Regions from separate parts of the Homo sapiens genome. Here region 2 is linked to region 1. Evidence: chromatin loops called from intact Hi-C (ENCODE). Cell type or tissue: ascending aorta. All regions are shown on one strand. Each heading gives the region's core, and the rest is flanking DNA. Links, peaks and the distances in the headings are about the cores only.

Region 1 (5,937 bases), core at 601-4,600:
AGTTGTCAGTCTTACTTTAATTGGACTGTCTTCATAATTCATTGTTTCTGCTTCAACAATGTGCAGTTCATCCTTTGCACCAGCTCCTAAACTGACTGTTCCTAAAGATAACTGGTCTCATTTTCATCATTATCCACCTTAAAGTGATCATCTTTGTTGGCCTTTAGTTCGCAACCAAAAAGATAGCTCTGGGGCCTCAGGGGGCTCATGTCCATGTCCATCGAATCTTCCTTGGGATGGTGGCACACCCTTAGGTGGGAGAGAAGGTGGATGGAGATAAATGACTACTGCTCCAGAGAACAGCCATGCAGGATGGAATCACACCAGGGATTTTTTTCCTGATTTCTATGGTGAATAATATTCTGCTAATCTTATGTTTTTATAAGTTCTACAAAGGCCCTACTCTACAACCCATTTGGTTTCAGTTGACAGCAGGTGAACTTGCACAGCTCAGCCCATGGCTAGCTGAATCTCATAAGGTACAGTCCCTGGGTCTTCTATGATGGAGCACACCAAAAATTTCAATCCCCAACATGCATTGTTACCAGGACTCCTCCTATCTCAGACTCTGCCTGCAGTGTTCTGTGGGAGCAGTGTGTTGCAAGAGGAAAGCACCTTCACCAGCATCTTTCTTCCCCTCCGTCCTGTTCTGGTGTTTTCTAGAAATTGGAATGGCATGTGAAATGGTAATCACTAGTGCCTGGCTCTCATGCTCACTGACCACGCTTCTCCCATTGATAAGTCTCCTAGACTAGAATACAAGATGATATTTTTAAAATGTCTTTAATGATACATTTTATTTCTTTAAAATATATTTGTTGAGCACTTCCTTTATGTAGGGTCCTGTTGTAGGCAATAAAAATAGAGCAGTGAGCAAGAAAGGCATGGCCCTGCCCTCAGGGAGCTTCCATCCTGGGTTTGGTTGAGGATGAATAGGAAACAACTGACAACATAATGAATGACTGTAGGTACAGTTGTGATTAGGGGTTCAGAGAAAACATCCAGACCAAGGAGCAGTGGTGTTGGTGGTGGTTCCCGCATAGCTTTCCCTGAATAATTGGTGTTCGAGTTGAGCTCTAAAAGATCAGAATGAATAAACAAGAAGAGAAGGAGAGTTAGGATGTTTCAGGCATAGATCATATACCAAGAGCCTGAGGCAGGAGGACATGGTGGGTTTGAGGGCATTGTAGAAAGTCGATGTGTCTGGAGCTTGGAGGGGAGAAACAAGAAGAGGTAAAGTCGTGTTCATTGTTGCAACCCCAGTGCTTGGGTGGAGTAGGGGGCTCTATAAATGTTTGTGTCTGATGAGTGGAAGATGGTAGTTGTAGCTAATCTGTAAGGAAGTTCCTGATGGTGGGTGTTGGGCTGCCCTCAGCTCTTTCTTGTCCTTACATTTCTACCAGTAATTAGAGTGACAATGCAGAAGCCATGCCCAGTCGGCCAGGAGATGAGGACATGGGTCAGAGTCAGAGAAGGGCTAAAAGGACAAGCAGCATGTGGCTGAGGCCAAAAGGGAAAGGAAACCACATGGATTTGAAGCAGCTTGGAAAGGTTTGAGATGGGATAGCTTTGGAGGCAGGTCTTGAGGAGTGGAGGAGGAGGAATCTTAACAAGTAGCAGCGAAAGAGGCAAGGAGTAGGAGAATAGAACAAGGTGAACAAAAGCCCCAAGAAGAGACACTGCGGGTGTGGTGGTCCCTCTGGGCTGCAGGACCAGATGTGTGCATTGTGGGGAGGCTGGATGCTGAGATAGACGAGGCAGCATCTCAGCTGCACTCGGTCAGGAAGAATGTGTCCCCAGAATAGATGTGCCCCCTTCTTAGAGCCCATCAGGATAAAGCCTGGGTCAGCCTTACTCTGTGCACCTGCTTTTCACATTCAAGCACTGAGTGAAAAGTACCTGCATATGTCTTTGGGTGGTGAAGAAAAATGGCCAAAACTGGGAAGCCCCAAATCTTCAAATGCAGACTTTGCCTCCCACTGCTTCTCAGTGAACTTGAGAATTTGCCCCATCTCATCACTCAGATCTCATCAGCTCTGAGACCTAGTAAAAACTCTCCTCCCCAAGTCCTAGAGAACCAGAACAAAGGAAAAGAGGACAGACTCCAGCCCTGACTGCAAACCATTAGTTTTGATAAACATCTGTGTTGGTGGCGCCAGGGCTATTCATTCAACCAACATTTCCTGTGTGCCTTCTCCATGCCATGCACACAGGCTGGCATCAGGCGGTGCAGCTATCTCTTTTGCACTGAGAACTGTCATAAACAACACCATTTAGGACAAGAGACATCCAAGGGAGCAGTCTCTGAGGAAGTGGCTTGGCTTCTCTGAGCACCCTGAAGTCTTGGGCATTCATTCACTCTTAGAGGGAGAGAATGGCTGGGAACTGGGGAAGTGAGGCTTCCTCAGAGACTAAGCAGCCACGAGGCTGCAGCTCCCCTGGAACAGGCAGACTTGCACAAACTCCAGTGAATTAGAAGTGTAAATTGAGGAGTTCGACTTGGCTTGCACAGTACAATAAAGATCTGCAAACACTCAGCTCCGTATTGAACCTGAGGCAGGGTGATTAATTCATTATTCGCTTCCCAGCTTGGAAGCAAAAGCTTGTATACCCAGGGGCCAGCATGGATCAGCAGAGTCATAAATCACGCCACTTACAAGTCTAGCAATGAGAAAATCCACTGGCTGGAGGGGGGATGCTCTTCAGGCAGCAACAGCGGCCAGAGGACCGGCCAGTCAAGGCGGGCCAGTCTGCTCTCTGGAGACAGACCGATTGGCCAGGCATTTCGCCTTCCAGCCAAGACGGCCAGCCTCTCGGCCACCCGGCTTGGCGTTTCCTGGCCAGACCACAAGGAAATAAACTCCACTCCACCCAAGAGGAATGCTCCTGTGACCTGAAATGGCCTCTCTCAAATGTAGACAAAGTACTAGGAATAGCATCAGTATCTCTCCAAAAGGCTGCTATTGTCCAATTGGGATAAACCACTCTCCACCCCGCTCCTTGGGCTGTTCTGGGTTCCAAGTCCTTCTGCCCCAGCCAGAGGGCCAGCCTGGTGTCTGCTCAGCATCCTCCAATCCAGGTCCCTGGATATCATCGGCTGCCAACCCTGAGCCAGGGCCTTTGCCCTCCAATCTCTGCTAGCTTCAGGACAGGACGCTTTGGGGATCCGAATTTCATTGAGAGTTGAAAGGTAACAGCCAGCAAAGGGCTCTTTAGCCCCTATTCGAATACAAGGTAGCTCTTTAAATATTTGATAATTCTTTCTCTTCCAAGTAAAACACCCTAGGTTTCCTCAATTATTCCTCATATTTCAAGATTTCTAAAGCCCCTTCAATGGCCAGGAAGTCCTTCCATTTTGATATTGACTATTTCCCACTTTACATTTCCTCTTAATTCTCCAAAATCTCGGAAAGGGACCCAGCACTTCCTGTGTGTTCTTGTTCTTGTCATGAGAGAACAATAACATTAAGACTTATTATGTGCCAGGCACTTTATACTTATCATCTCATTTAAACTTTCATGATGAGCTGGTGAAGTAATTTTTAACTCCAGTTTACAGAGGAGGAAACTGAGGCTTAAAGAGGTAAAACGGCTTGCCAGGATTGAATCTTTGGTCAGCCTGACGCCAGAGATTGTGCTTCTAAAGAACCTTATGATATGCTGTCTCCTTTACCCACAGCCTGACACCCTGACATCTGATTCAGGGCCTGCCACACCTGGTAACCACTTTCCCTGGAGCCAGGCTGAGCTTTGAGAGACTGGCCAAAGCTCTTTTCTTTCTTTTTAAAAAAATTTTTATTTGGCCGAGTGCAGTGGCTCACGACTGTAATCCCAGCACTTTGGGAGGCCAATGCAGGAGGATCACCTGAGGTCAGAAGTTCGAGACCAGCCTGGCCAACATGGTGAAACTCCATCTCTACTAAAATACAAAAATTAGCCAGGTGTGGTAGTGTGTGCCTGTAGTCCCAGCTACTTGGGAGGCAGAGGCAGGAGAATTGCTTGAGCCCGGGAGGTGGAGGTTGCAGTGAGCTGAGATTGCATCACTGCACTCCAGCCTGGGTGACAGAGTAAGTCTCTGTCTCCCCCCACCAAAAAAAAATTATTTTGAAACAGGGACTCGCTGTGTCACCCAGGCTGGAGTGCAGTGGCGTGATCTCGGCTCACTGCTCACTGAAGCCTCAACCTGCTGAACTCAGGTGATCCTCCCATCTCAGTCTCCCAAGAAGCTGGGACCACAGGCACATGCCACTATGTCTGGCTAATTTATTGTTATATTTTGTAGAGATGGGGTCTCCCTCTGTTGTCTAGGCTAAGCCATGTAATTGCTATCCAATTCAGCATCAAAAAAAATAATAAACTAAGGTAAAAAATCAATAACAGCATTGTTCATACTGTTTTCCACCCACTACCTGATCTGAGCATCCCTTCAAATAAAGACAGAAGTCCTTATTTCTCTCATTCTTCTTGCCAGAACAGTCATATGGCCCATGATGCAGTCTCTTTACAACTTCTTTTTGCCTTATTTGATACACAGAGGAGCAGCGTTCTCCCTAATCTATTTATGGAGCAAAAGAACAAGAAAAGAGGATTCTGGCCGGGCATGGTGGCTCACACCTGTAATCCCAGCATTTGGGAGGCTGAGGCAGGCAGATCACTTGAGGTCAGGAGTTCGAGACCAGCCTGGCCAACATGGTGAAACCCCGTCTCTACTAAAAATACAAAATTAGCTGGGTGTGGTGGCGTGCACCTGTAGTCCCAGCTACTCGGGAGGCTGAGGCAGGAGAATCACTTGAACTGGGAGGCAGAGGTTGCAATGAGCCGAGATCATGCCATTTTGCTCCAGCCTGGGCAAAAAGAGTGAAACTGTCTCAGAAAAAAAAAAAAAAAAAAAAAAAGAAAGAAAGAAAGAAAGAAAAGAGGATTCCTTAATAAGAGGGTCTCTAACCAAGGGATTACTGAATTATGCTCATTCTGCTCAGTGTCACCAGACAGATTCCTTACAAAAAAGAGCACTATGACTCAGCCTACCTTGCTCAAGAACAATAATTGTATCTATTAACACCTTCCCATCTTCCAAGAAGGAAGAAAATATTACATGGCTAGAACTGTGGGACCAGGTTCCTGTTGGAGATTTTACCAGGCCCACAACAACACTATGCATGTATTAATAAAACCTCAAGTGAATATTCACAGAGAAATATTCGGATTTTACTTACATGTGCGTTGCATCTGGCATGCTGGTTAAGGCAGGAGGACTTAGGGGAATGGGCTGTTCCTTATACAATGTTCCATCGTCCTGGAAGAAGGTGGGTAATCTGAATGGACAGCCAGGTGAGCCCTGTAGAGCCTGCTTCCTGGCCACACCAAGCCAACCTGAGAGATGATGCAAAAGTTTCAACCTCTACAATACTCTGGCAACCTCAGGGAATTTATGGTTATTCAAAGCATGCCCAGTAGGTTAGGATTGATCCAAATGAATGAGACTATGGAAGCAGGATGCTAGCTGGTGCCTGCCAACCATCCATCAGGATCAACACTGGCTGTGGCGGGGGCTGAGAGCCCATGGAGGCCATGGAGACTGAGGAAAGTCTAGAAAAATTTACATGTGGCTGAAGCCCAGCTGCAAATATCCACAATTACCTGAACTCAGGACGCTGTGTTCTGAAGTTTTGTGTGTTTTAGTTTCATTGCCCAGCATAAATTTACCTATTAGATGTTATGAAACTTAAACTGTAATGGAGCTGAATGTGCTCTGAGAGATTTATCTCACTTCTGCTGTTCAAATGACATCTGCTCACTAAATAAGTCTCGACCTGAACATGTGGCTAATTTTCTCTAAAAATCTGCATTTTCCAAAAAAGTTTTTAAAAACTGAATTAAATAGCAAACTAGAGGTAAAAATACTAAAGCTTCGTGTGTTTTTTAATGAAAACATAT
Region 2 (5,937 bases), core at 596-4,595, 64 kb before region 1:
AACAGGCATGTCTTCAGTTACCTGCCCAGCCCCATGCCCTGGGTGAAAGATAGTGCATTAGTCCATGTTCACACTACTATAAAGATACTACCTGAGACTGGATAATTTATAAAGAAAAGAGGTTTAATTGACTCACAGTTCTGCATGGCTGGGGAGGCCTCAGGAAACTTACAATCATGGTGGAAAGCAAAGGGGAAGCAGGCACTTTCTTTACAAGGTGGCAGGAGAGAGAGCACGTGGAGGACATGCCACGCTTGTAAACCATGGGATCTCATAAGAGCTCCCTCACCATCGCAAGAACAGCATGGGGGAAACCGTGTCCATGATCCTGTCACTTCCCACCAGATCCCTCCCTCAACATATGGGGATTACAATTCAAGATGAGATTTGGATGGGGCCACAGAGCCAGGCCATACCATATCAGATGGTTTATCCATTAGGACTTGCATTCAGTCAAGAGATGGAATTTAAACCTGTAAGTATTTATTATTTTTTTAACCCCACACAACAAGAGTGATAAGTAGTGGTAGTGTTTTAGTGGTTCAAAGATTTGGATCCGCAGTCTCTGTTTCTCTTGGCCATTTCCTCATGGTCACAAGATGGCTGCTGCAGCCCCACTTATCAGGACGTGGGCAGGAAGAGAGGAAAGCAAGTCTTTCTTAGAAACCTTTTAATGTATGTATGTCTTATTGGCCAGAGGTAGGCTAGAAAATATAATGTTTAATTTAGCCTTTTTTTTTTTTTTTGAGACAGAGTCTTGCTCTGTCACCCAGGCTGGGGTACAATGGTGCAATCTCTGCTCACTGCAACCTCCACCACCTCCTGGGTTCAAGCAATTCTCCTACCTCAGCCTCCCAAGTAGCTTGGATTACAGGTGCGCACAACCACGCCTGGTTAATTTTTTTTTTTTTTTTTTTAGTAGAGACAGGTTTTCACCATGTTGGCCGGGCTGGTCTTGAACTCTTGACCTCAAGTGATCTGCCCGCCTCAGCCTACCAAAGTGCTGGGATTACAGGCATGAGCCACTGCGCTTGACCTGTTTAATTTAGTTTTGTCTTTAGCTGGGACTCTTTGTTCTGTTGATCCCTTTCTCCACCCCCACCTTCCTGACAAATGAGGTTTATACTAACAAGAAAGGAGGACACGGTTATTGAGTAGACATCTGGCAATGTCTGCCACGAATGGGAACATAGGACCTAATTCCTGATTCCTTGTTGACCTGGAGTAGTTCTCCCTAGTCTGGAGGTAGCTTGCGCACTCTCTTGGGCTCAGCTTTGCTCTGGGAATGAGAAGCTGTGCCTCCTTTTGTCCCTCCCAATGCTGTGGCCCAGCAAGGCCTTTGGAGAGAATCCATGTGTCTGGGGACAGCTGGACCACAGCCTCCCCACCCTGGCTGCACACCTGTTGGAAGCTATATTTAGAGCAGTAAGTCTAAATCTTGGGGCAAGGAGAAGAGAGAAGCCAAAGGGGCAAGAAAAAAATGAAAGATGCAGCCCAGAAAAATGGGATGTTATTCCCTGTTGTGCACAGCCACAGCCTACTCTGGGCTGGTTCTTAAGAAGAAGGAAGGAATAGCTGTGGGCACTTGTGGGGGCCAGGCTGGAATTAGGAAAACCGCTGTTCACAGGATTTGGAGAGTTATAAACTCTGCCTGCGCTGGCATGAAGGTCTGTCCTGAAAAGTCCTAAAACCCCTTCTAGAATTGTAGAACTGGGGCCCCTGAACCTTTTGACTGTGGCACTCACAGGCAGGGTATAAGACTTCGTGCTCTCCCCTCCCCTCAAATTTCCACTCAGGAAAAAACTCAAGGATTATAAAGAATGGAAAGAAATAAAACAGATTGAATTTGCCGTGCTGCTAGCAATACATAAATGATTCACTTAGTAGTTACTTTAGAATACGAACATACTAGGCTGGGCGCGGTGGCTCACACTTGTAATCCCAGCACTTCGGAAGGCCAAGGTGGGTGGATCATTTGAGGTCAGGAGTTCGAGACCAGCCTGGCCAACATGGTGAAACCCTGTCTCTATTAAAATTACAATAAATTAGCTGGGTGTGGTGGCAGGTGCCTGTAATCCCAGCTACTCAGGAGGCTGAGGCAGGAGAATCATTTGAACCCAGGAGGTGGAGGTTGCATTGAGCCAAGATCGTGCCACTGCCCTCCAGCGTGGGCAACAGAAGGAGACTCAATCTCAAAAAAAAAAAAAAGAATATGAACATACTAAAGGATTTTTGTACTATAAAACAATTTCCTAAAAACTTAAAAATAACTCTCAATAGTTTTGTTTTACTTATGAAAGTAGCTGATATTTGCTAACAGCCCATCATAGGGATATGAGTGATTAAGGGTTGAACATCAAACTTAGACGGCCTTGATGAAATACAGGAAAATTGCAGGTTAAATATTATCGCTGCCAATCTGGATTATTGTAGACTGTGAAGTAAACCTAGCAACCCACTAAAAGGTGAATGGTCACATTAAAGCTAAACTAAAAGAAGCTTTTATAATAAAAATAGCAAGGCCATCAGTAACGAAACAAAAACCACAGCCAGTGGGCAACACTGATGAAGTCGTAGCCATGAGCCCTTCCGGAAAGTTGTGAAATTCTAACCATTTGCAAGTGTGCTTGCAGGGTAGGAGCTTGACAGTGTTGCCAAGTGTTGTGTGGCAGCCAGGTTTTTTAGCAAAGGACACAGTCAGAGTCCTAGGTAATTTTAGTTTATGGATAGTACATTTTAGTAACTTTTCATGACTCACTTATTACGTTACTAGTAAGTAACCCTTCTAAGCCAAAAGTATGAGAGTCTATAGAAGCAGGAGTCACTTGCCTGTAAGAAGTGAAGAAGAGACATGAGGGGTCACTGTGACCCACTGTGGGAGCTCCTGTGGCCTGGCAGGGAGCTGCAGACCACATGTGGGAACTCTGCTTTGAGAAGTAGGTCGGCTACTGGAGGCTTTTCTCCTGCAGTGATCTCTGTCTGTATGGTGCAGCATTATCAAAAACTTTCTCCCTACTGGATTATTTCCATTCGCACACACACAGGCTGTAATTACTCCTATCTTAAAACTTAACTTGCTGGACACCCTATCCCCCCCACCTCCCCAGTTACTACCGCAATTCTCTCCTTGCTGCTGGAACAAAAATTCTCAAAAGAGTTGTCTATATTCAGTATCCCCAATTCTTCTCTCATTCTATCTTGAACTATTCCAGAGGGTTTTTGTCCCCAGAGTCCCACCGAAACAGCCTTTGTCAAGGTTGCCACTGACTTCCATGACAGATGCCCCTCTCATCCTGTCAGCGTCAGCAGCTCATCCCTGATTGCCTGGGACATTTCCAGGCTTTAAAATGGAAAGTCTTGTGTTCCAGGAACCACCACAGTCCTGGGCAAATCCAGACTGGAGGTCGCCTAGATTAATGACCTCCACATTGCTGGATCCAGTGATAATTTTTTTTTTTTTTTTTGAGACAGGGTCTCACTCTGTCACCCAGGCTGCAGTACAGTGGCATGATCTCAGCTCACTACAACCTCTGCCTCCTGGGCTCAAGTGATCCTCCCGCCTCAGCCTACTGAGTAGCTGGGACTATAGGCACACGCCACTGCACCTGCACCCGGGTAATTTTTTTATTTTTTGTAGAGATGGGGTCTCCCTATGTTACCCAGTCTGGTCTCAAACTCCTGGGTTCAAGCGATCTTTCCACTTCAGCCTACTAAAGTGCTGGCATTACAGGAGTGAACCACCGTGCCAGGCCCATTGATAAATTCTTAGTTCTCTCTTGGACCTCACTGCACCTTTCTAAAACACAACTTTTTTTGAGATATCATTTACATATAATAAAGTGTACATATTCAAAGTGTATGAATTAGTAAGTTTTGACATATGCATACACTCATGAAACCATCATGGTCATCAAGGTAGTGACGCTATCCTTTACCTCCAAAAGTTTCTTCATGCCCATTTGCAACCCCTCTCTTCTGCCTTTCATACCTGTGTTCCCCCCAATTCTCACACCTGAGTATTAATAGCAATACCTAATAGTAGTAGTAATTAATAGCATTACTCAATCTACAGATGTATTACTTATCTATTTATAAAATTGGATCTATTTATTATATATAACTTATGTTTTATTATATGCAATCCATATATTATAATCTATTTATTATATAAGGATTATATATTATCAATTACTATTAATAGTAATAGTAATTAATAGTGATACCCAATCTACAGATGTATTACTTATCTATTGCTGTACAAAAAATAACCCCAAAATTCATCAGCTGAAAACTGCAAATGTTTATCATCTCTCATCTTCTGTGGGCCAGGAGTGTGGGGCGCAACTTACCTGGGTGACTCTGCCTCAGGGTCTCTCCCAAGGTTGTAACCACGGGATCCGCCAGGGCTGTGATTTCATTTTATAGGCAAGACAGAAGTCACCACCTCTTTGAAACCTAATCTCAAAAGCGACATCTCATCATTTTTGCCATATTCTGTTCATTAGAAGTGGGTCACAAGGTCCCGCCCACTCTCAAGGGGAAGGAGTTACACAAGGGTGTGAGTGCCAGGGGGTGGGTATTGCAGGGAGACGTTTTAGAGGTTGCCTACCACAACAGGCAACTATTGATCTGCTTTCTGTTACTATAGATTAATGTGCATTTTTTGTTTTAAGTAAGTGGAATCATACAGGATGTAGTCTTTTTTGTCTATCTTCTTACACTCGGCATAATTATTTTGAGATTAATTTATGCTGTTGCATTGATCAGTAGTTCATTCTTTCTATTGCTGAATAGTATTTGTACGGATACACCACAATTTGTTTATTCATTCACCTGTTGATGGACATTTGAGCCACTTATTAATAGTTTTGGGCTATTACAAATAAATCTGCTGTGGACATCCATCTACAAGTCTTTGTATGGACATATGCTTTCATTTCTCTTGGGTAAATATTTAGAAGTGGAAAGGCTAGAACATACGGTAGGTATATATTTACCTTTTTAATAAACTGACAAACCATTTTCCAAAGTGACTGAACCATTTTACATTCCCATCAGCAGTGCATGAGAGATTCAGTTTCTCTGTTTCCTTATCAACACTTGATACGGTCAGCCTTTTTAATTTTAGCCATTCTTGTGGCTGTGTAGCTCTATTTTGTTGTGGTTTTAATTTGCATTTCCTTAATGATTACTGACGTTAAAAATCTTTCTGTGCTTATTTGCTATTCACATACCTTCTTTGGTAAAGTGTCTGTCTTTAGACCATTTTTAACTACGTTATTTGTTTTCCTATTTGGTTTTGAAAATTCTCTGTATATGCTGGATACACGTCCTTTGGCAGGCACATGGTTTATAGACATTTTCTTTTGGTCTGCAGCTTGTCTTTTATTCTCTAATGGTGTCTTTCAAAGAACATTATGTTTCAATTTTGATGAAGTTCAATTTATCAATTTTTCTTTTACAGATTGTACTTTTGGTGTCACACCTAAGAAATCTTTGCCTAAGTCAAGGTCACAAAGATTTTCTTCATACTTTTTTCTAAAATTTTTTGTAGTTTTAGTGTTTACATTTAAATCTAGGGTCATTTTTAGTTAATTTTTGTAAACAGTGCAAGCTGTTGGATTGAAGTTCATTTTCCTTTGTGTGGATGGTCCAGTTGTTCCTACATCACTTGCTGAAAATATTATCTTTTCTCCATTGAATTTCCTTTGCACCATTGCCGAAAATCAGTGTGTATCTATTTCTAAATTCTATTTTTTGTTTCAGTGATCTATTTTTTGTCTTTACAGTAGTAATTATATTGATAATTGTAGCTTTAAAATAATTCTTAAGATCAGGCCGTGTTAGTCCTCCAACTTTGTTCTTTTACAAAGTTTTGCTTTTCTAGGTCTTTTGTGTTTCAACACAAATTTTAGAATTAGCTTGTCAATTTCTACC

Evidence for each region. Peaks named below come from ENCODE experiments on the same cell type or tissue, not always from the same donor. Only the 100,000 strongest peaks of a DNase experiment are listed, where the experiment ranks them.
Region 2: it touches region 1 in a loop (1.9-fold over the local background); 4 of 110 quality-filtered maps call a loop at or near these places.

What each region holds. Positions count from the first base shown.
Region 1 is chr15:72,900,031-72,905,967 of GRCh38, forward strand. It overlaps the pseudogene NPM1P42. Among named protein-coding and RNA genes, the nearest start is that of ADPGK, 120 kb to the left of the region's middle. In ascending aorta, for the core only: no CTCF peak of the experiment used is centred there; a DNase peak (open chromatin) is centred at 2,791; H3K4me3 peaks cover 531 bases; H3K27ac peaks cover 1,432 bases.
Region 2 is chr15:72,835,779-72,841,715 of GRCh38, forward strand. All of the region lies in intron 1 of LOC107984801 (a long non-coding RNA gene), which reads left to right. Among named protein-coding and RNA genes, the nearest start is that of ADPGK, 55 kb to the left of the region's middle. In ascending aorta, for the core only: no CTCF peak of the experiment used is centred there; a DNase peak (open chromatin) is centred at 2,633; H3K4me3 peaks cover 508 bases; H3K27ac peaks cover 1,451 bases.